Regions from separate parts of the Homo sapiens genome. Here regions 1, 2 and 4 are each linked to region 3. Evidence: chromatin loops called from intact Hi-C (ENCODE). Cell type or tissue: B cell. All regions are shown on one strand. Links, peaks and the distances in the headings refer to the core of each region. The heading gives the core; the rest is flanking DNA.

The links. Hi-C counts contacts between places; a loop is a spot of excess contacts. Peaks named below come from ENCODE experiments on the same cell type or tissue, not always from the same donor. Only the 100,000 strongest peaks of a DNase experiment are listed, where the experiment ranks them.
Region 1: a loop joins it to region 3, with 2.8 times the contacts of the local background. A loop is called at or near these places in 3 of 110 quality-filtered maps.
Region 2: a loop joins it to region 3, with 10 times the contacts of the local background. A loop is called at or near these places in 104 of 110 quality-filtered maps.
Region 4: it touches region 3 in a loop (7-fold over the local background); 5 of 110 quality-filtered maps call a loop at or near these places.

What each region holds. Positions count from the first base shown.
Region 1 is chr7:77,366,180-77,372,379 of GRCh38, reverse strand. All of the region lies in intron 12 of GSAP (gamma-secretase activating protein), which reads left to right. Among named protein-coding and RNA genes, the nearest start is that of GSAP, 47 kb to the left of the region's middle. In B cell, for the core only: a CTCF peak has its summit at 3,192 (motif pointing left); no DNase peak of the experiment used is centred there.
Region 2 is chr7:77,647,956-77,654,155 of GRCh38, reverse strand. It overlaps LOC105375363 (a long non-coding RNA gene), which reads right to left and starts at 815. Exons shown (of 3, transcript XR_927695.3): 1 at 417-815; 2 at 159-297. In B cell, for the core only: CTCF peaks have their summits at 2,202 and 2,407 (motif pointing left); a DNase peak (open chromatin) is centred at 2,405.
Region 3 is chr7:77,756,707-77,762,906 of GRCh38, reverse strand. The region is part of intron 3 of RSBN1L (round spermatid basic protein 1 like); the gene reads right to left. Among named protein-coding and RNA genes, the nearest start is that of TMEM60, 39 kb to the left of the region's middle. In B cell, for the core only: CTCF peaks have their summits at 3,233 and 3,439 (motif pointing right); DNase peaks (open chromatin) are centred at 3,416 and 5,086; H3K27ac peaks cover 3,061 bases.
Region 4 is chr7:78,037,173-78,043,372 of GRCh38, reverse strand. All of the region lies in intron 21 of MAGI2 (membrane associated guanylate kinase, WW and PDZ domain containing 2), which reads left to right. Among named protein-coding and RNA genes, the nearest start is that of DDX3ILA1, 50 kb to the right of the region's middle. RefSeq lists a silencer at 3,000-3,079. In B cell, for the core only: CTCF peaks have their summits at 2,812 and 3,014 (motif pointing right); a DNase peak (open chromatin) is centred at 3,002; H3K27me3 peaks cover 1,060 bases.

The DNA of each region.
Region 1 (6,200 bases), core at 530-5,529, 390 kb after region 3:
ATGTATGTATATAACTTTTAAAGTCAGGATTCCATCAAGATTCATACATTACATTTGGCCGTTTAAATCTTCATAGTCTTGCATTAACATGTGCAACAATTCTCATGTCCTACTCCCTGCCTTTCTTTTCTTTTCATTGACATATTGAAAAGTCCAGGCCATTTGTCTTGTAGAATGATCCACGTTCTGGATTTATCCAATTGTTTACTTACATAGGCATTTAACTTTTTCCTTTATACATTATTTGTAAATTGGAAGCTACACACAACTGAGTAAAGGCACAGTTAGACATAAGTTAAGCATTTTTAGTGAGAGTACTTCACAGGTGATGTTGTGAACTTCATTTGTATCAGATCAGGAGGCCTATAATGTCAGAATATCCTACTGTTAGTGATGCTAAGTCTGGTCATTTGGTTAAGTGGTAACTACTGTATGTCTCCCTTATGAGGGCACATTTTAACCTCTGAATTAGTAATTTATAGGATGGTACTTTGTCACCATGTGACTATTCTATTCTCAGCTTTTCACCTGTCAGTTTTAGGATTCACTGATACTCCTTCACTGAAGCGTCTGTGCAGGCAGTAACATGATTAGATACATATTTTCAAAAGATCACTGTGGCTGCTGTATGGAGGATGGATTGGGCCGGGTACGGTGGCTCACGCCTGTAATCCCAGAACTTCGGGAGGCCGAGGCGGGCAGATCACCTGAAGTCAGGAGTTTGAGAGCAGCCTGGCCAACATGGCGAAACCCCGTCTCTAGTAAAAATACAAAAAAATTAGCTGGGTGTGGTGGCACGTGCCTGTAGTCCCAGCTACTCAGGAGGCTGAGGCAGGAAAATCGCTTGAACCCAAGAGGCGGAGGTTGCAGTGAGCTGAGGTCACACCACTGCACTCCAGCATGGACAACAGAGCAAGACTCTGTCTTAAAAAAAAAAAAAAAAAAAAAGAAAAAAGATGGAGGACGGATTGGAGAAGGCAAGAGAAAAAGTGGGAAGATGAGCAGTTAAGTCTAGTCCTGTGTTTGAAATAAGGGTGAACTAGGATGGGCAGTACAGGTGGAAGGAACTAGATGGGTTTGGGATGCATTTTGGAGATGAAATTAAGATAATTTGCTATAAATTAGAGGAATGGTTCTCAGGTTTCTGGCATCAGCAAATGAGTGAACAGTAGTGTCGTTTACTGAGGTTATAGGGGTTTTGGTGGAGCTTAGGAAGATTGTGAGTTTTGTTTTAGACATGTTGACTAAAAGATCTGGAGCTTAGAAGAGGGGTCAAGACTGGCAATGAATAAATCTGGAAGTTTTTAGACTATAGCTGGCATTTGAAGGCATAGGAGGGGGTATTTGGTCAGGAGGGAGGACACTTATGAATAAGATCTGGGGACATAAATATATAAAGGTTAGGTGGAACATCCAAACGAAAAGGAAAAAAGAATGTCTGGAGAGAGAGAAAGGGAAAACCAAAACAAGTATGGTATTGTAGTAGCTGAAGGCACAGGGTAGTTTCACAAAGAAATGACTGAATTAGGTAGTGAGAGGTGGAGTCCACTGTGTCTAGTAGCATGAAGATTACTATGAGCTGTTTGTGTTGTGGAATTGAGGTGAAATCTTGACTATGCTGGGTTAAGTGGCATATGGGAATTGAGAAAAGTCATAGCAGCATGTGTAGACATGACAGAGGCAGCAGCTGGAAAGGGAAATAGGATTTAGGGAATATTTTAAGACAGTACAGACTCTAGGATGTTTGAATGCTCACAGCATATATTGAGTGGAGAGGAAACAGGAAAATACATAGCAGAGAGGATAACTGGTATAGTGAATTTGCTTAGAAGGTGGGATGGGATCCGGAGCTCACATGGAGGGAGCAGGGTGGGTTCTTCCCTGGTGCTTTGCTTTATTTATTTATTTATGAATGAGATGGAGTCCTGCTCTGCTCTGTTGCCTAGGTTGGAGTGCAATGGAACTCTCTCAGCTCACTGCAACCTCCTCCTCCCGGGTTCAAGAGATTCTCTTGCCTCAGCCTTCCGAGTAGCTGGGATTACAGGCACACATCACCATGCCTGGCTAATTTTTTTTGTATTTTTAGTGGAGACGGGGTTTCGCCATGTTGGCCACGCTGGTCTCGAACTCCTGACCTCAGATGATCCACACATCTTGGCTTCCCAAAGTGCTGGGATTACAGGCATGAGCCACCGCGCCTGGCCCCTGGTACTTTGCTTTAAATCTATTGGATATGAACAATCATTTTGGCTTTAATCCAGTGTGGCTTTTTATTCCTTTTTCTATTTCCACAGGAATTTCTCGTGACCATTACTAGCTGTAAGTTATAAATGGGGCTAGTTATGACATATTTAATAAAATGTTAGGTTTATCTGACATAAATTGTGGAAGAATCTGTTTTTCCCCTTCTCGGCAGTGTGTGGAAGGGTAGAAAATAAGCTTCACTCTTCACAATCAGCTTTGAAAAAATAAAAAAACGTGTTTCAAATGAGATGCTTCCAGATTTAAGATGAAACAAGCCAGAGAAGCAACCTTTTGTTTTTTGACTAAGAAATTGTTCATGTGTTTCCTATATTACTCTTCAAAAGTGTTTTTTTACCTTTGTTGTTAAACAAAATCTATTCCAGCAAAATAGGATAGGAGAAGGAAGCAAAGAGTATAATCTAAATGTGACTCCCTCTATAGCAGAAAGCTGAATTCTTCACTGGCATGGAGGCCAGAAACTGTGGTTCATGAAAGGAATGCTGATGGACTTAGGCCCTTATACAAACTTACTTCAACTATTTACATTAATGATGATGATATAATAATATTTGACATTTTGCTATCACATTTTGGTCATCAGAAGCTATTTTGTCCTTTCACCATTACTTTTTATATTCTTGAAAACATTTGTCCTGAATTTCCCAGCACTAAGAAATAAAGACGGCTGTCTTCCAAGGAACTAGAGGTTACAATCTAGGGATGGGCGTGCTCATGAGATTGGTGGTGGGCAAAAGTGCTGCTGCCACTGCTGCTGTCAGGCCACTTGTGTATTATTTAACATGAGTTTATATATATTTTTCTAATAAAAAGGATAAATCAGACTTTCTAAGCATTGAAAGCATATCTTACTATTTCCCTACCTAATAGTCAACTCTGAAGCTGTAGTGCTCTTGTGTGTTCTAAGTCAGTGGCTGTAATTCTTTCTTGTGCACCACCTACTGGGAGGGTAGTGAGTAGGGAAGTGTGTAAATTCTCCTTCCTATTCATATAACTGCACGAGTTGCTCTTCACAAGTTCCCGATTAGGCCTATGTTTTAGCACTTTATAGAGCCTTTTAATAATTGCTCCAATAACATAATTTCCCTTGGAAAACTTTGTCCACAGTAGTTTTCATTGTCCAAATGGTTTCCCCAAGGCTAGCCAACGTTGAGATATTATCTTCATCATTGATGAATTTCATTAAACATCTCTGGATACACCCTTAAGAGCATGCTTCCCCAGCTTGTAAATAGCAGCAAGACTGTTATGGAATAACACCAGCTAACCTTTATAGCCAGATATAACTTCTTTGCAACTAACAATCTAACAATAATAATCTCTTTATACACAGTATCTTATTTAATTATCTCACAAGAACCCTATGAAATAAGTTCTATATTTTCTTTATTTACAGATGAGGAAACTGAGGCTTAGATAATTTAATTAACTTGCCTGAGGCAATAGACTTAGTAAGCCAAAAGCAGGACTCACATCCAAATCTGCTGATTTCAAAAGTGGTTCTCAATCTGGGTTCACGTTAGAATCATTTAGTGAGCTTTAAAAAATACAAATGCCTGAGTCTCACCCCCCAGAGATTCTGACTTAATTCTTCTGATGTGGAACCTGGGCATCTGTGATCCCAAGTAAGTTTAATGTGCTGTCAGGGTTAAGAACCAGTGCTCTAGAGCTGTGTTGTCCAGTATGGTAGCCAATAGCCACATGTGGCTATTTGAATTTACATTAATTAAAATGAAAGAAAAAAATCCAGGGCTGATTAGAAGCAGCTAATGTGAGCCACTCTCACAGGGAAGCGTAAGTGCCACTCTCACAGGGAAGGGGCGAGTAAATGCAGCGCCTTCAACTGAATCATCCAGATGTTCACATTGGGACTAATCCAGGAAACAACTTAACCCATGGAGAATGGCAAAAAGCAAGGCAGGATGACAGCCCACCTAGGAGTGACACAGAGCCAGGGGAACTTCCACCACCCAGGGAAGTGGTGAGTAAATGTACAACTCCAGGAACCCATGCTAGACTAAGAAGACGAGAGAAGATCCAAATAAACACAATTAGAAATGACAAATGGGATGTTACCACTGACCTCACAGAAATAAAAATAATCATCAGAAACTACTGAGAACACCTCTAAGTACACAAACTAGAAAACCTAGAAGAGACAGATAAATTCCTGGACACAAACAGCCTCCCAAGGCTGAACCAGGAAGAAATTGATTCCCTGAACAGACCAATAATAAGCTCCCAAATTGAATCAGTAATATATAACCTACCAACCGAAAAAAGCTCAGGATCTGATGGATTCACAACTGAATTCTACCAGACGTACAAAGAAAAGCTGGTACCATTCCTACTGAAACCCTTTCAAAAAATTGAGGAGGATGGACTCTTCCCCAGTTCATTCTATGAGGCCAGCATCATCCTGATACTGAAAACCTGTCAGAGACATAAGAACAAAAGAAAACTTCAGGCCAATATCCTTGATGAACGCTGATGCAAAAATCATCAAAATACATGGAAACCAAATCCAATAACATGTCAAAAAGCTAATCTACCACAGTCAAGTAGGTTTCATCCCTGGGAGGCAAGGTTGGCTCAACATATGCAATTCAATAAATGTGATTCATCACATAAACAGAATTAAAGACAAAAACCACATTTATCTCAATAGATGCAGAAAAGGCTTTCGATAAAACTCAATACCCCTTCATGTTAAAAACTCTGAATAAACTAGGTATTGAAGGAAAACCTCAAAATAATAGCCATCTATGACAAACCCATAGCCAACATCATACTGAATGGGCAAAAGCTGGTAGCATTTCCCTTGAAAACTGGCACAGGACAAGGATGTCCTCTCTCACCACTCCTATCCAACATGGTATTGGAAGTCATAGCTAGAGCAATCAGGCAAGAGAGCATCCCAAATAGGAAGAGAGGAAGTCAGGCTATCCCTGTTTGCATACGGCATGATTCTGTAGAAAACCCCATAGTCTCAGCCCAAAAGCTCCTTCAACTGATAAACAACTTCAGCAAACTTTCAGGATACAAAATCAATGTACAGAAATCTCTAGCATTTCTTTACACCAACAAGAGCAAAGTCAAGAGCCAAATCAGAAAGGCAATCCCATTCACAATTGCCACAGAAAGAATAAAATACCTAGGAATACAGCTAACCAGGGAGGGGAAGTTAAAGATGTCTACAATGAGAATTACAAAACACTGCTCAAAGAAATCAGAAGTTACAAAGAAATGGAAAAACATGCTCATGGATAGGAAGAATCAATATCATTAAAATGACCATACTGCCCAAAGCAGTGTACAGATTCAATGCTATTCCTATCAAACTATCAATATTCTTCACAGAACTAGAAAAAACTGTCTTAAAATTCATATGGAACCAAAAAAGCCTGAGTAGCCAAGGTACACCTAAGCAAAAAGAACAAAGCTGGAGATATCATGTTACCCAACTTCAAACTATACTACAGGGCTACAGTAACCAAAACAGTATGGTACTGTTACCAAAACAGGCACATAGACCAATAGAATGGAATAGCGAACCCAGAAATAAGGCTGCACACCTATGACTACCTGATCTTCAGCAAAGCTGACAAAAGCAATGGGGAAAAGACTCCCTACTCAATAAATGGTGTTGGGATAACTGGCTAGCCATATATAGAAATTGAAACTGGAACCCTTCCTTACAACATAGACAAAAATCAACTCAAGATGCATTAAAGACTTAAATGTAAAACCCAAAATTTATAAAAATTCTGAAAGAAAACGTAGGCAATACCATCCTAGTCATAGGAATGGGCAAATATTTCATAACAAAGACATCAAAAGTAATCACAAAAGAAGCAAAAATTGACAAATGGGATCGAATTAAACTTAAGAGCTTCTGCACAGCAAAAGAAACTAACAGAGTAAACCAAACGACCTAC
Region 2 (6,200 bases), core at 525-5,524, 110 kb after region 3:
AGCACGATGAGGGGGTGAAATGGGAACATTGCTTGAGGCCAGGAGTTCAAGACCGACCTGGGCAACATAGCAAGGCCCCATCTCTACATCTGAAAAAATAATAAATTAGAAACCTACTATAAAACATAACTTTAAAAGAACACTTAATGATTTCTCACCATTCTGCATGAGGGCGCTGCTGTATGACTTTCTTCCATGTGATGTGGGTTGGGACTTGTTGGGAATCTCCCCACGTGGTCTCTCATCCGTCCATGGCTTAGCCTGAGCTTCTTTACATGCCAGCAGGACCCCAAGAGACTGAAGCAGAAGGTCTCTTAAGGTCTCAGAACCAGCCCAGAAACACATCTGCTCATTTTATTGGTTAAAGCAAGGCACAAGGCCAGCTCAAATACTAGGGCTGGGAAAACAAACACTACCTTGATGGGAGGAGCTGCAAAATATTGTGGCTATGACTTCCAACACACCTCAGTAGCTGATCAAGTTGACTGTAAAATTAAATTGGACAAAATTGGTAAAAATTCCAGATTCTGACTTCTGCCAGACATTTATTCCATTTTGCATTTATCCCATTTGCATTTATTCCATTTGCAGATCTGCAGATTAGGAAGTAGACAGAAACAGTAAGAAAAAACACGTGGATAGTCTTAATCACTTTTCAAGTTTTTTTTTTTTGGAGATACAGGTTCTTGCTAGGATGCCCAGTTTGTAGTGCAGTGGCTATTGACAGATGATATACCACACTGTGGCCTCAAATTTCTGGGCGCAAATAATCCTCCCACTTCAGCCTCCTGAGTAGCTGGGACGATAGGCACATGCCACTGCGCCCAGCTTCAAGAAGTTTGTTTTTTTTTTTTTTTTGAGACATAGTCTTGCTCTCTTGCCCAGGCTGAAGTGCAATGCCGCGATCTCGTCTCACTGCAACCTCCGCATCCCGGGTTCAAGCGATTCTTTTGCCTCAGCCTCCCAAGTAGCTGGGATTACAGGGGACTGCCACCACACCCAGCTAATATTTGTATTTTTAGTAGAGATGGAATTTCACCATGTTAGCCAGGCTGGTCTTTAACTCCTGACTTCAGGTGATCCACCCGCCTCGGCCTGCCAAAATGCTGGGATTACAGGTGTGAGCCACCATGCCTGGCGAACTCATAGGCTTTAAAACATATGTCTTGGGGACTGGGCGTGGTGGCTCACACCTGTAATCCCAGGACTTTGGGAGGCCGAGGCAGGCGGATCACGAGGTTAAGATATCGAGACCATCCTGGCTAACATGGTGAAACTCCGTCTCTACTAAAAATACAAAAAAAAAAATTAGCTGGGCACGGTGGTGTGTGACTGTAGTCCCAGCTACGCAGGAGGCTGAGGCAGGAGAATCGCTTGAACCCGGGAGGGGGAGGTTGCAGTGAGCCGAGATTGCACCACTGCACTCCAGCCTGGCCATAAAGTCTCGTCTCAAAAAAAAAAATTACACACAATATATATATATATATACACACACACACATACATACATACACACGTGTGTGTGCGTGTGTGTGTGTGTGTGTCTTGGACTCACGCCTGTAATCCCAGCATTTTGGGAGGATGAAGCGGGTATATCACTTGAGGTGAGGAGTTGGAGACCAGCCTGGCCAACATGGTGAAACCCTGTCTCTACTAAAAATACAAAAATTAGCCGGGTATGGTGTCAGGCGTCTGTACTCCCAGCTACTTGGGAGGCTGAGACAGGAGAATCACTTGAACCTGGGAGGCAGAGGTTACAGTGACCACAGATCATGCCGCTGCACTCCAGCATGGGCGCCAGAGCAAGACTGTTTCAAATAAATAAATAAATCATAAAATAAAATAAAGCTTATCAGTGACCCTTGACTTAACTAGCCCCTTTTTCAACTGAGTTAACTAGCACATATGTTTCTTATCCATTAAAGCCTGTATTCCTATCTTCTCTGAAATGTAGAAGCATATAATAGGGTCAGTAGTTAAGAGTGAGGATTTTAGAATAGGAGCTAGATTTAAATTGTGGCTTTGTACTACTTTGTGTGACTTTATAAACATTATCTAAAGTCTGTATTTTTCAGATTCATTCATAAGACAGTCTACCTCATGAGGTTTTTGTGAAGTTTGAATAAATATGTATACAGAGATTAGCAGTGTCTAGCACACGGAAAGCATTCAACAAGGTCAATGATTTTTATTTGACAGGCCTCAGTCTGCAGGAACATATATTTAAGCTTTAAGATTTGCTCAAGCCTCTTGCAAAATGGTCTATGGGGCCTCTGGCAGTAGGGACTTCATATACACTCCCAAACACTGAAGCCACCCAAACAAGCTTTTGTACTAAGCTCTCTGAATTTCGAGTGACTTTTCTAAATTTTTTGACCCATAAATTTCCTCTTGGTTTGCTTTGCTGCCCTCTTCTGGTGGAATGGCAAAAGAGTTAGATGACATTTCCAATCCCTACTGCCACTCAAACTGCTAAAAGCTATCAATATTTTGAATCCTTAGTCAAAGAATCCAACTTGCAAAAATCTCTGGCCTTACATTCAAGTCAATTCAAATGAAAATAAAGTCTAAACGTAAAGCTTCTACCTATGAATTTCAATTTATTTCTATTACATGGAAAGTGATATTGGTAGGTAGAATAATTATTAAAATGGACTACTCATTTTAGGTTGAAAAGATCTAAGAATATTTTGTTATTCTGAATGGCAACAGAAAATTCCTTATAAACTGCATTTCACTTTTCTGAAACAGTGAAATGTGTACATATAGAGTCTTAATTTTAAAAAACTTTTTTCCTAGGCTGGGCACAGTGGCTTACGACTGTAATCCCAGCACTTTGGGAGGCCGAGGCGGGCGGATCACGAGGTCAGGAGTTTGAGACCACCCTGGCCAACAGAGTAAAACCCCATCTCTACTAAAAATACAAAAATCAGTCGGGCATGGTGGCACATGCCTGTAGTCCCAGCTACTTGGGAGACTGAGGCAGGAGAATCGCTTGAACTCGGGAGGCAGAGGTTGCAGTGAGCCTAGATCATGCCACTGCACTCCAGCCTGGGCAACAGAGCAAGACTACATCTCAACAAACAAACAAACAAACAAACAAAAACCAACCAACCAAACCAAAAAAACCCTTCTTTCCTAACGTTAACATCAGCTAATCTCTATATCTTCCAAACTATAATACCTATGTATTATCCTGGTATTTAAAAATTTTAGCATAGAAACTGCATGCAAAATGTTACTGTGTACTTCCTTCAAATACAATGAGAAAGGTAAATACTTAGCCTAATACAGAAAATTATTTAAATCACTTTAACAATTTTCACATTGTTTTGGAAGATATTGTAAACATTCTAGGCTAGGCATGGTGGCTTATGCCTGTTAATCCCAGCACTTTGGGAAGCCGAGGCAGGAGGATCGCTTGAGCCCAGTAGTTCGGTCTGGGCAACATGGCGAAACCCCATCTCTACTGAGAAATACAAAACTTAGCTGGGCGTGGTGGCATGCGCCTGTGGTCCCAGCTACTCGGGAAGCTGAGGTGGGAGGACTGCTTGAGCCTGGAAGGTCAAGGCTGCAGTGAGCCATGACTGCTCCACTGCACACTCCAGCCTGGGTGACAGAGTGAGACTCTGTCTCAAAAAGAAAAAGAAAAAGAAATATTCTAGGTTGTATATAGACAAAGCTAAAATTTAGAAGCAAATGTGCAGAAAGTTTGTACATTTGAATTTTCATTAAACTGCTAATCCTACTGTAGAATTTTGTGATCAGAAAAACATTTCCTTGGTCCTTGATTTTCAGAAAAACATATTTTAAGGAGAAATATACATTGTTTTCTTGTTTACTTCATATTGGCTGTTTGGGTATAAATCTGTAGAAGTTAAAAATATGTTCTTTTTGAAGTATTGGCAAGAGTTCTAAAGTTACAAATACTAGTACATTAAGTCATGATAACAGCACTTATGCCACGTTATCTCTACAAAATGTAAAATGACTGGAATCTTTGGAATTCCCTTCCCCCACTAATTCAACAAAGCTCAGATTTGTCGTACTTTAGAACAGAGAGACTATCTCCTTGAGCTACCCAAGCATTGCTGCTTTTACTGGTCAAATTATTTACGATCTGAATATTGGTCATTTGCATATTTTATAGGAATTATGCACCTTGGAGACAAGGGAACAGGTTGCAGCAAATCTGTTAAAAATACAGTTTATGTTCAAAACTAGATCTACTTTCCATGTTTAGCACAATATGCAAGGGTTGCTTATTGAGTGGAAATATGCCAAAATCTGGGTTAAAGCCTTTGCAGTTCTCTATTTGCCAGAATGAAAACATGAATTTCTGGCCTTTAAGGCTGTGTAACGAAGACCCAGAATTGAAGAATAAAGTACTAAAAAACTGAAATTAACTTTATACACCATTATTTAGAAAGTTATTAATATAATCTGAATTTTTGATACCTAGAATAGCCATTAAAAGCAGGCAATTAGGAGATACCTCTGTAAAAGGCCAAAAGCAACAAGAACTTTACTAAAACCAGCATAAAAGTGAGCTAATTCAATTTAGTATTGTATTTAATATTAAACCAAAATGATTTCATAGATTGCAATAGAGTACCAAATATAGGCCGGGTGCGGTGGTTCACACCTGTAATCCCAGCACTTTGGGAGGCCAAGACCACCAGATGGCTTGAGTCCAGGAGTTTGAAACCAGCCTGGGCAACATGGTGGAACCCCGTCTCTACAAAAAATACAAAAATTGTCCAGGCTTGCTAGTGCGCTCCTGTAGTCCCAGCTACCTGGGAGGCTGAGGTGGGAGGATCGCTTGACCCCAGGGAGTGGAGGTTGCAGTGAGCTGAGATGGTGCTACTCCATTCCAGCCTGGGTAACAGAGTGGGACCCTGTCTCAAAAAAAAAAAAAAAAAGTACTAAATATATATCAACAAAAATATTACAATCCAAAAACCGTTTTAAGGCTAAATATAAGGAAGATGCCGTTCTTCACTGGAATTTCTCTCAAAAGCTTCAGATTGCATTAATTCATTTTATTGCTCCCCTTTAAATTAGGCACAAAATTGTCTCTTTTTAGTTTAACTCTGAAAACATTTTTTTCTTTCCCCTTCCTTCCTTCCCTCCCTTCCTTCCTTCTCCCTTCCCTCCTTTCTTTCTCTTTCTTTTCTTCCCCTTTCCCTCCTTCTCTTTCTTCTCCTTCCCTTCCTTCTTTCCTTTCTTTCTTTCTTTTTCTTTCTTTCTCACTATAACCTTGAACTCTCAGGCTGAAGCAATCCTCCTGCCTTGGCCTCCCGAGTAGCTGGGACTACAGGTGAGCACCGCAATTTGCTACTTTTCTTTGTTTCTTTCTTTTTTTTGAGACGGAGTCTTGCTCTGTCACCCAGGCTGGAGTGCAGTGGCCTGATCTCAGCTCACTGCAACCTCCACCTCCCAGATTCAAGCGATTCTCCTGCTTCAGCCTCCCAAGTAGCTGGGACCACAGGCGCGTGCCACCACATCCTGCTAATTTTTTATATTTTTAATAGAGACAGGTTTTCACCGTGTTACCCAGGATGGTCTCATCTCCTGACCTCATGATCCAACTGCCTTGGCCTCCTAAAGTGTTGAGATTACAGGCATGAGCCACTGCACCCGGCCTTTTTTCTTTTCTTGAGACGGAGTCTCACTCTGTCACCTAGGCAGCAGTATAGCCGCACGGTCTTGGCTCATTGCAATCTCTGTCTCCCATGTTCAAGCAATTCTCCCCACCTTAGCCTCCTGAGTAGCTGGGATTTATAGGCACGTATCACCATGTCCAGCTAATTTTTGCATTTTTAGTAGAGACGGGGTTTCACCATGTTGGCCAGGCTGGTATTGAACTCCTGACCTCAAGTGGTCCACCCGCCTAGGCCTCCCAAAGTGCTGGGATTACAGGTGTGAGCCAACGCACCTGGCCTAATTTTCTTATTTTTGGTAGAGATGAGGTCTCACAATGTTGCCCAGGCTGGTCTCTTAACTTCTGGGCTCAAGCAATCCTCCTGCCTCAGCATCCCAAAATGCTGGGATTACAGGCCTGAGCCACTGCGCTAGGCCAAAAACTGTTCTTATATATGTAATTTTCAGAAAACATGTATAGATGTTTACAGAAAAGAGTCAAATATAAAGTTTGGAGACTATGGGTATATTCTTGGCAAATAATATTAGTAGATGATG
Region 3 (6,200 bases), core at 809-5,808:
TTCTAAAATACGAAGCACAACTAAACTTTCAATTTATCTAGTAGTTTTAAAAAGTCATATTATACATGAAATAAAACCAAAAAACTATAACATTATTAAATTATAGAGAGTAGGAGATAATATAATAATCAGAAAACCGGAACCAATTGTTAACACAGTCCTTGTAGAGTAAAATTTATGTATTTAAATGTGAGTAAAAACATGTATCATTGAGTAACAGGAAAAAATTGGGTAAAACTTGGGTGGTAATATTACAGACACATCATATGTTGTGTCATGACTCAAGAACTTTATTTACTAATTTTGCTTTGACCAGATGTTGCTATTTCAGGTTAGAATAATTATTTCATTGACTGAAGAAGTATTACTGACCTAGCCATCTCATTTCTTTCAAATTATACATTTACATTAATTTCCAAGTTTACAAATAATGCTTTTTATTTCAAAATAAAACAAAACACGTCTAAATTAGTATAGACCTAAACATTAAAATGTTTAACATAATAGACTGAATAAATCAAAAACCGATTTTTCCCCCATTCTCTGTCTAGTTTGGGCACTACCTAAGAAGAGGCTTTATCTTTTGCTGATTATTTTTAAGTATGGTCCTATTAAAATTCATAACTATTTCAAAGGATTTTTTAGAGACCCTGAATTTTTAAAGTAAAGTAATACAGACTCTACTCCGATTATATTGCTAAATATCTTAATTGAATTTTTAGTTAGTTCTTCCCACCTCATGCCAAAATACATATAAAACATATAGATATGTAAAATTCACTTTCACACATAACTTATTATAACAAAAGTATAAGTCTCTCCCTTGTAACCAGAATGTACAGGTAGATGCCATTTGCCCACTAATAAAACCAAAAATAAATCCTATTAGGAAATTGGCCTTTATAAAAACTGCTTAGCTCTCACATGTTTAAAACAAAACGGCAATGATCTTCCAAAACCTTTATTCTCCAACAGTAAAGATAAAATGATGATCACCCACCTGAATAAACATATTTAAACTTAGACCAAATTTAAAAAATTAAATTGAAGTCATCAAAATCTTAATCTGTAAAAGTATTAAATTTTAAAATATATTGTAATATAACCTTTAACTATATATCATTTCATACAAATTTCTAGTTTAATAACACAATATTTCAAATCCATCAGTTGTAACCATTAACTTAAATGTTATAAACATGGCAAGTTACACACAACAATGTTTCCAATTTAAAAAGTATATACTGCTTGATAAAATACATGATGGTACTTAAGTTGTTAAAATAAAATGTAAGAATAAAATCCACACGCTTTTCACAAAAATGTAAATACTTCTTGATTTTGGTGACACCTCTTTTGTTGCAAAACTATATACCAAATATGCAGAATTCACCTATTACAAAAAAATCAAGCCTCATTTCTCTAAAAATCACCTATCCAGACTATGCCAGACTGCGAAGAACTCAAGGGCGGTGAGGTGGAAGAGGTAACAGATAAGGATTAAAAGAATCTCTAAATAATCACAGTAAATGTCACAAAGACCATGGCTCATAAAAGTTCTTCTTCTTACCTATCAGTTCCTATATTAGGCACAATCGTAACTACTCTCTAAAATCATAAAGGACAAGAAACCACATATTTAGAAGGGGAAGGAAGGAAAAAGGGTAAGCACAGCTGCAGCTGCCCTAAGGCATCAGTATTGTATCATAATGACAAACCAATACTGAAAATAAAGTGACATTATGTTGCATATGTTCAGCAATGAAGATATTTTTATAAAATCTTAATACTTAAAACTACGTTTCCATTAACTAAAAAAATAGCCTATCTGGAAAACCTCACATCCTGATGACGCTCAATGTGAGCTTACTATATTTGCTTTTATTCACTCCAGTAAACATTAATCAAACCAGTTTTCTGGTGTAGTTAAAAAATTAACCTGAAAAAAAGTCAAAACATGTCACTGCTTTAAAATATACGCCAGGCGTCACGCCTGTAATCCCAGCATTTTGGGAGGCCAAGGCGGGAGGATCATTTGAGATCAAGAGTTTGATACCAGCCTGGCCAACATGACAAAACCCCGTCTCTACTAAAAATACAAAAATTAGCCAGGCATGGTGGCAGGTGCCTGTAATCCCAGCTACTCAGGAGGCTGAGTGAGGCACGAGAATGCTTGAACCCAGGAGGCGGAGGTTGCAGCCAGCGAGATCGCACCACTGCACTCCAGCCTGGGTGATAAAAGTGAAACTCAGTCTCAAAAAATAAGTTAACTAAATAAAAAATAATAATAGAATATACTTGCTTTCTAAAAAAAGAAATGCACTGAATTACAAAGATTATACATATAGTTCCTCTTGATTTAGGTATATAGATGTGTCAGAACACAATAAAAGACAGGCATGATAATTATGTATTTGTGGAAAAGCTTATATTTAAATAGTGGCCTTCAGAAGAAATATAACATATTTAATCTAAATCTCCTCCCCCTCCCCACAAAACCCCATGACCATCATGGCCACATTTTCACTTTTCCCCTTGTATATTCTCTATAAATATTATGAAGGGAAAAAAGAAAGCAGAAGTAGGAGACCTATTGTACCCATTGCCAGTAAGTGTCAATACCAAAATCTGAGAAGCTTTGGTTAACATAAAATGAAATAATTGTTTAAACTAATATTCGACTTATATAATGTAATCTTTAAAAAAAACACTTTAGGATTCTGAGGTGGGCTTGCTACAAAGGGAAAAAAGTAGCCTATTCTTAACAGGAAATATGTTGCCAAAAACAAATCTATAAGATTTTTTACTTATTGCTGTTTTCTCTTATGTAATTACGAAAACTGCTGCAAGGGGGAAAAGGCAAATATAGTAATAACAAGTAATTTTTTAAAAAACCCCAAAGAACGACTCACTTGAAACAACCTGCTGTTTCCCAAAACATGTTCCCTGAAGAGAGAGCTCTACAGTCCACTAAGTTTGGAAAACCCTTCTTGTTTAGGAGGCTCACCACGCACACTGGCTATTAAAGTTTCTGAGGAGTCTCACTGCAAACAAATATTACTTATTTGGTCCAGCATTACACTATTTTGGACTTCAAAACCTGTTTTTTTTGTACTTGTTTTAGTATACCTATCAACATTCCAAGATATTAAAAGTTCCTCAGAATACCTTCATAGTGATCCACCATAAATATGGAGATACAGATATTTTTAGCTTGTATCAGCACCAATGTGAAGAAAATACAAAAACAGGATCATTATTAGAGCCAAAGAATTGAGGGGGGTGGGAGCAGAAGCTGTTGATTCAATTCTGCTGAGGTTTTTTTTAGCGGGTGGGGAGGAGAGTCCCTTATTTTTAAAAACAAGGCCTGCTCAGGACATTCTGAGGCAATCTAAACATGTCATAAATGACTGTGCCACAAGGGGGAGCCATTATCCATCACTTCTGGCAGATGGTTTCTAATCAAAATAGGCAATATTTAACCAACATTTTATTTCAAAAATACCCATATAACGGCAACTAAAATAAGAACGAAAGTATTATCCATTTTAAAATTAGTAAAATAAAGGGGGAAAGCTTTTTGATTATTATTAGAGCATCTGGTCCCTGACACGATATTTTGTATAGATCAGTTCTTAAGTATTTGGGGAGCATGGGGCAGGCACAATTGGTCAAAATGAAAATTTAGTACAAAGGCAAGCAATGTTTCAAAGATGAAACATCAAATTGCTTTTAGTAGCCTAACACAGTGAATGGCCCCAGCACAAATTCAACAAATGCTAGTGTTCTGCCCCAACTCTACAGTGAAGCAGGTCTAACAGTCAGATCAGATTTAATAAGTTTCATTATTAAAATAATAGACTTTTAATCATCAGTTAACACTTTGACATAAGTTACCTGAGAAATAACTTAGAACCACAATACAATAAAAATAAGATTTAGAGTTTGGAAGTGGAGGAAGGGTGGTTAGAAAACAACTACTCCAGTTTTCACATTCTCACAGTTCTTAGTACAGGGTTCCAGAGTATGTACACTGATTAAACATAGTGACAAGACAGAAATCTAATTTATTTCTTGACAGAGAAAATTCCTATTTTATTTGCCTTTTTCTATCCCTACGGTAGAACACAGGAGCACAATAAATGTCTGAGTGAATATTTGAATGAAATACAGATGCTAGAAAACCTAAAACGAACGTGGTCAACTGCAAATGGCCCCAAATTCTTCCCAGGCCTGTATGCTCACTCCTGTGCAATGTGATTTTGCCACTCCTGTCATCAAGAAGTGGAGTCTATTAATGCGCACACACAAAAAAAGAAAGAATGAATAAAGCCTACGATTTCACTGCACAACAGGGTGACTATAGTCAGTAATAATTGCACATTTTAACTAAAAGAGTGTTGTTAACTGGATTGTTTGTAACTCAAAGGATAAATGCTTGTGGAGATGGACACCTCATTCTCCATGATGCACTTATTTCATATTGCATGCTTGTATCAAGACATCTTATGTACCCCATAAATATATACATCTACTATGTACCCACAAATATTAAAAATTTAAAGGATTTTTTAAATAGGCCGAGCACTTTGGGAGGCCAAGGTGGCACATGCCTAATCCCAGCTATTTGGGTGACTGAGGCACAAGAATCACTTGAACCTGGGAAGTTGCAGTGAGCCGAGATCGCACCACTGCACTCCATCCTGGACAATGACCTGTTAAAATATATATAATTCACAACTTCTACCATCATATAAGAAAATACAAAACACATATAACATTACTATATATACTCTTTTATCGATTAAAAACAGTGCTACTTAATTACCTAGAGGATAGCATTATCATGAATTTCTTTCTTTTTTTTTGAGATGGAGTCTCACTCTGTCGTCCAGGCTGGAGTACAGTGAGACTCTGTCACAAGAAAAAAAATTAAAGTAAAATGAATAAATAACCTAAAAGAAGTGGAGTCTATTTTTCCACACGAATCTGGGTTTCACCATGTGACTTCCCTTTGTCAATGGGACATTAGCAAACACAACACAAGCAGAAGCTTGTACACTGGGGCTTACCCTCTTTCTACTCAATGGAACCCTGTAACCACCACCATGCAAATGAGCCCAGGCTAACCTGTGGGATGATGAGAAAAATGTGGCCATCAACCCAGCTAACATACATCAACCACCAACCATATAAGTGAGGTGTCCCAAGACCCAACTGGTCTGCCAATCATCAGACATAAGAATGAAGCCATATAGCCCCAGCTAAGTTAGCAGAGACCACAAGAACTGTCCAGCAAGCCCAAAGAACTGTGATAAATGAAACCTTTTTTCAAGTCACTAAGTTTTGAGGCTTTTGTTTATACATTTAATACAGCAAAAGCTAACAGATATGGACAGGTTACAAACTTTGGGAAAAGTCCATGCATATGTTTCTATCCTCAAACGGACTTTCATGATACAGTTTCCTAATATATCACTAACCTCAGGGCCACAGCATTAGAGAAATGACATGACCTGTTAAAATATATATAATACCACATGGTCTTCAAACCTTTCAGGCAACCTGCAAGGATACAGATGAAGATGGAAAACAGAATTATACAAGTAAAAAGAATTCCAAAACCGAAGACAAAAGAACAGGGATGTTTTAATCCTTTGTCAGTGTTGTGTATATGTGTTTAATAAAGTTGAACAGATGTAAAAATGAGTATTTGTGAAAGCTACAAGATACTATTACAGAGATAAACACTATCACTACAAAAATCATAGAAACAGCTACATAATTTGTCATCTTTTAGTTTCTACAGAATTTAAAGCAAATTATTTTGGTTGCCCTGATTGTAATTTAAGAACAATAACAAAAACAGAAAACTAGGCTCATGAGGATACAAATTCATCATGAACTTGGTTTGGGTTCCACAGCTATTGGTGGTCAGTACCATCAGGTTGCACAACCTAGGGACTGCCATTCACATCACTGAATGGCTGCAGTGCGCAGCTTCTATCATTATATAAGAAAATACAAAACACATATAGCATTACTATATATACTCTTTTATCGATTAAAAATGGTGCTACTTAATTACCTAGAGGATGGCATTACCATGAATTTCTTCCTTTTCTTTTGAGACGGAGTCTCACTCTGTCGTCCAGGCTGGAAGTACAGTGGCGCAATCTCGGCTCACTGCACCCTCCGCC
Region 4 (6,200 bases), core at 511-5,510, 280 kb before region 3:
AGGTATTTTCCCACCCCCTACTCCACCTGCCACACGCAGAAACAATGGGACCATTCAGCTCACCTAGGACATGATCCAAGGCCCTTTGTATCAATTTTAGTTACCAAAAGATGGCTCAAAAAAAACACTATTTTTATGAGTTAAGCCTCTTCTTGTCAGGTGTTATAGGTAAGAAAAGTAATATCCCACTCTATATGCATATTAAATAATGCTGTTATCTAATTATTTCACACAGGCAGCTTTGTGAAGAAGGCAAGGGAAGTAGTTAACATTTAACATTTAGGAAAACTGAGGCTGTGGCTTGCCCAAGGTCACACAGCTAGGAAGCAACAGACAGTGTACTTGAACCTGTCCTCTGACTCCAAACGATAATGTTCTTTCTCCTATGTTGTGCCCTGCTGATCTGATTCAAAAGGTTTAAGGGGATGTTGGTGTATCCCGGCATATTGTATATATTGATGTACTGATGAAGCCCTGAGTCGTGGGGTCTGGCAATTGTATCAGTCAGCTGCATTTGGCATCCCCAGATGTCCCCAGCTCTGATACTCCAAATCTAGATAAAGCTTATTTATCGGGAGTAATTCCAAGAGATTCAGTCCAGTCCGAGGCCTTCAGAGCACCTCCAGAAGGTTAGGTCTTTTTTGGCAGGCCAAATGATAACAAGAGCATTTACTTCTTATTAACAATGTGCCTGGCACACTAAGTTATTGAGCCCATTGAAACCTCACAACAACTATGAGGTAGGTACTCTACTCACTCACATTTTGCTAATAAGAAAACCAAGGCTTAGAGCATTTCAGGTGACCTGCTTGGTCAGGGAGCACGATCAAGGACTAGAAGCTGGGCAGTTTGACTTCACAGGCCAGACTTAAACCCTGTACTACAATAGCCCAGAGGAGTTCACGCCCTCTTGATCAGCCTATAACCCTCCAGACACTCCCAAAATTCAACCAGACTCCAAGCCATTACACAGAATGTTGTCTTACAAAGTAGCAGCCCACCCATGTTGGCTCAAAACCTATAATGTTTGCCAGAATCAGAAAGAGCTGCCATGTTAGCATTTTAAGATTATCATATCGTTCCTCTTTGGGTAACTCATCAAAGCATGTAAGCTTAGCCAAAGAACATATTCCTCAACCACTGGGCACCTGAACAAAGACCCCATGACCCTGACTCTTTGGAGTCAACAGCAAACCTCTTCAAGGACCTTCCTTTATTAATCAAGGAAGAAAGGGTAAAGTAAATAACACTACTGATTTGAGATCAGAAGGAGCAATTTAGGCCCATGTCTCATGTCTCCTGTACTCATGGATGCTCTCAGTATCCATGTTAATGGAACCATCTTTCAGCCTTAGAAAGTGGACCACAGTGAAGGGAGCAGCTCTGCCAGTCCGCAATGCGGCAGACCCCTGTGTCTATCACAGGGCGGGTTGTGGGGGGTCCCAGCTGCTCATTTCCTCCATGCCAAACCTCTTCACCTCTCCCAGACAGCAGCCTCACTTGTAGGAGTAGGGTTCTGTCAGTCTTTTCCAGCAGGAAGGCCTACTTAAAGAAGGTCCATTCAATGAACTATTCACTCAGAGGACAGAGCAGGGCATCAAGTCTGGTAGGTTCTGGCCACAGCCCACCAACTGGCATTCAGGAAGCTGACTTTCCAGCCTTTTGTTTTGGTTTTGTTTTGTTTTGCTTTTTGTTTTTGAAACAGCGTCTCACTCTGTCACCCATGCTGGAGTACAGTGGTGCAATCATGTCTCGCTGTAGCCTCCCACTCCTAGGCTCAAGCAATCCTCCCACCTCATTCTCCCTAGTAGCTAGGAGTACAAGCACGCACTACCACACCCAGCTAATTTTTGTACTTTTGTAGAGTCAGAATCTTGCTATGTTGCCCAGGGTGGTCTCAAACTCCTGGGCTCAAGAGATCCTCCCACCTTGGGCTCCCAGAGTGTTGGGATTACAGGCGTAAGCCACCACACCTGGTGCCTTTCCAGGTGATAGGAGCCTGAGAGAGCAGCCTTGCAGCAAGCTGACTAGAGGTTGCAAAGCTCCTAACCTCAAGAATTTCCTACTATGTCTTTCATTCAACCAAACTCGTATCTCTATTTTGAAAGAATCCTTTCTGTGTGTTTGTGTTTGGCTGTCTAAGTATCCCAACCCAAGGAGCCTCCAGAGGCTTCTTGTGCAGTGTCTGAGGCTGAAGGAGCCTTCCATCGCATACTGCAGTCTCAGGTAGCTGGAATGAGTGGTGGATTTGTTTCTTTCCACAGAGACTCACATTAAAGCACACAGACTTCAGGTGAGAAGAATCAGATGTGGTCTTTGGTACTAAAGGAGCCTGAGTTAGTTTCAATCTTTCCCCATCAACACGCCACGAGCATTCAACAAAGTGCTGGTGGAGGGTCAAAGGATGCACAAGCGGGCAGTGAGATTTCTCTGGACAGCAGCAGGCACCTTTGAGGCTACTCCAGAATGATCTAGCCGCCTTGGAAGGATGACTTACCGAAAGGCCTCTCAAACGATTAACAGCTCCAGTTAGCCCCTTAATGGTTGTCATTTATTTCCGTGCCAGTCAACAATCATTCCTGAGTTGAGCCGTAATGAATAGAGAATGATGTAAATGTGTAGGCAGACTTCACGAGGGTTTAGACGTCTCCGTGGGAGGTGTAACGTCATCCCGATTGCCACCTGACCTGACTCAGGGCTGTCTCCAAGGCGAGGTGACCTGCCCCGGGTGCGGTTCCCAGAAGTCATCCCGCGCTTCCAGAGCTGAGCCCCGCTGCTCTACGTCTACCTGCGGGATCCTCAGGATCCCCTCATTCCCAGTCGAGGGACCACCACCTGAACCCGTGTGGGGTGACCTTACCCACCCAGGGAAGGTTGAGAAAGGGGTGGAATCGGGCGCCCCCTTCCTGACCCTGGGCTGAGCCGGGCAGGGTAGAGAACGCGGCGAGAAGGGAACCCGCGGGAATGTGAGGCTGCGGCACGACCAGGGGCCGCCAGGGGGCGCCCGTCCTCCTTCCCGCCTGTGCCTCCCCTCATCCTCGCTCTGCTTGGACAGAGGGTGGGGAAGACTAGAATTCAGCTCTCACTCCGGCCCGCCTGCAAGGTGATCCAAAGGAAGTCGCTTACCCTCCTGGCATTTCCCTTTGGAAAAGACATACAAAAATAGTCCCCACCCACAAGCCCCAGAGGGGCGCCCCAAGAGCACAACGAGCTGTCTCAGGAATGCTCTGGCAATAGCAGCCTATTTGCACGAATTATTATTACTAATAATGTCTTCCTTGTTCAAGTCAAACAGACATCTGTATGAGCACAGTTGCACGTATGCTAGGAGCTGCCCTCTAAGTGACTCTACCCACACATTACTGTGAGGATTAACCTCCCAAGCTGCAGAATGAATGGTATTAGCAGGTTGCTAGGAGGTTCATCTCGCAAAACTGCAGAGATCCGCCTGGGTCTATAGACTTCAAGACTGAGCCAGAATGAAGCAAGTCTATTGCCCTGGAATAACTCCCCACATTTTTCAAGCAATTTCTCCAATTGCTTTGTTTCGAGCACCTTTGAATTCCTCTAGCATAATCACTCTACCCTTTGTCAACACAAAATGATTGTTTAAACGACTCAATCAGATCATGCCATGGGCGACTATTTCCATTTATTATGATTTATTCCCTGTTTAGCACCAATGTGCCAGGCACATTCAACAGAACCGCCTCTAAAATGGTTTTTCTTTCTGCTCTGAAGGCCCACAGAATAAAAACAACCTGCTCAGGGTAAAGGAAAGATCATCCACACTGATGAGGATCAGTGACTAAGGACATCTTGGAAAGAAGGTCTAATTTTCCAAATGATAAAGAACAAGACTTTTTCATTGTGATGGGTACTCCTATTGACCTAGAGCACAAAGTAAATTGATTAAAGACAGAGAATTCCAGGTTTTCCACCAGGCGGGGAAGAGATTTGTCATGAATAAACCAAAGTCACAGACTCTCTCTTGAAGGCAGGAATCTGGTATTCTTAGTCTTTGGTCCCCAGAACCAGCCCCACACTGGCACCTTTAGGCACTGAATAAATGCTTATTTAATTGATTAATTCAGGTGTGAGAGATCACATCTACAATTTAGAGAATTGAGATTTTTTTAACCCAGTTTTTCAAAGAAGAGCCTGTATAATTTCAATTCTTCCCTCAGCTTATTGCCAGTCAAAGAGAGAGAGGAAGGGCCAGGTACTTGGCTGCAGTGTCTGAACCAGCTGCAAATCTCAGGAATGTGTTACCTGGATAAACAGGCTCTAAGATGTTCTTTATAACAACAGCAACTAACTTACTAACTTAAAAAAAAAATCCTCTAAGTGAATATTAGACACCCATTAGAATCACTTGTGAAAACTTAAAAACACTATTAACGTATTATTTAGATACCCTCTCTGGAATCATAGTTATGGCAGTCCAGGTGTTGTTGTCCTGTCCTGGCTATGCCGGTAACGTGACGTGAGTTTGGCTCAGTGAAAACGCCCACGAACTTAACTAAACCAACAGGCACTGTGAGGGTTTGAAAACAAAAACTGGCCTGTGAAGCATAGAATTTCTCATTCTTCCTGCAACTATCATTCACTTCAGTGTCCTGGTTGAAGCTCTTCTTTCTTTCCTCAACTTCAGTTCACCTGCCTCCCACAGTTTACAAAGTGAACTCACAGGCTAAATTGTGACTTTAGAGCCATCTTGAACTTCAACCCGCATGTGAATCCCTGGGGAGCCTGTTAAAATGCAGATTCAGATTCAGTGGGTCTAGGTGGGGAGTCTGCATTTCTAGCAAGTTCTCAGGTGATGTGGTCCACAGAGGACACTTTGAGTGGCAAGGATATAGAAATTCATACAAATTTTTTCCTGCAAATTTTACAAAGCATGTGATAGCCTTAAATTTTTTGCATTTAACAATACAATACTACAATAAAATTAAAGTTAATTAAAAAGTAAAACATCAAGTTAGTGTTTCATATGAATACATTACAGGTGCAGATCCTGATCTAGTTACATATATGTGAAATATACACATACGCCATATTCATCTGAAAAATTAAGGTGGCTCCACTTTCAAGAAAGGGGAATGAGTGATCTCTGATTTCATTCTTCATTCAATTAATATTTACTGAACACTTAACATGTGCCCAGCACTGTGTTAGGGGCTGAAATTGCAACAGTGAACAAGACAGATCCCAGTCCCTTTCTAACAGAATTTATAGTCTAGTAAAGGGAGACACACTTACAAAAAAAGAGCGAACACAAATTATAGTAAATGTTGTAAAAGAAACGAAGAAGGAACTAAGAAAATAACCACTTGGGACAAGGTGGGAAGAGAGGCCTCTCTGAGTAGGTGACGCTGATGGCCAAAGATCTAATCCTGACATGTCTACTCCTGTGAAGAGACAAAGCGCTGAGTTTTTAGACTCCAGACGTGCACACAGCCCAGGAACTAGTTCCTACTGCTTCAGCAAAGGTACTGAACGAAAGAAATGGGGACCATTCTACAGCAGGTCCACCAACATAAATCCTCTCCCCTCAGCTCTGAGATCTTTTTTCAGCCATCCTTTGGCTCCCCCTCCCTGGGGTGCTGCACTGACACTCTCTGCAGGGGTTGCTGACACAGGAGGGTTTTTCCACATTTGCATCACACACCTATAAAAATTCAAGGCTTGATAAACCACCATCTGTAAGGATAGTCAAATTGCTTCTTGTTTTTCTTTCCAGCTCAATTTTATTTCTGACAAAGTGGCTCCAATGAAAAAACTTATCTTGCGCTAAAATGAAATTAAGCCTGCTTGAAATCGGCCATTATATATGAGCCCTAAATGCTACACAAATTGACACCAATCAGTTTGTTTTTAGGAAGGAATTCTGGGACTGTTCGCAGAAATAAAAATTCATAGGCAGGCTTTATCAACACCGATGAGGGCTCAGATGGTTCCAAATAGTCTCATCTTTTGTTCTTTATTATCACAGCAGGAAAGATGCAGGGGTCTTTCACAACACAGGAGTAGAAAGGAAAGGTTTTCTGCATCCTCAGCTGCCTTATGGAGAAAGAAGCCTGCAGTAACCAGGAGCTTGCAGCTGGAGCTAAGGACATCATAGGCCCTCCACCACTCCACCCCCACCCTAAGTTCAAAGAGGGGCCTGTGACCCCAATTGCGCTAGGTACACCCAGAGC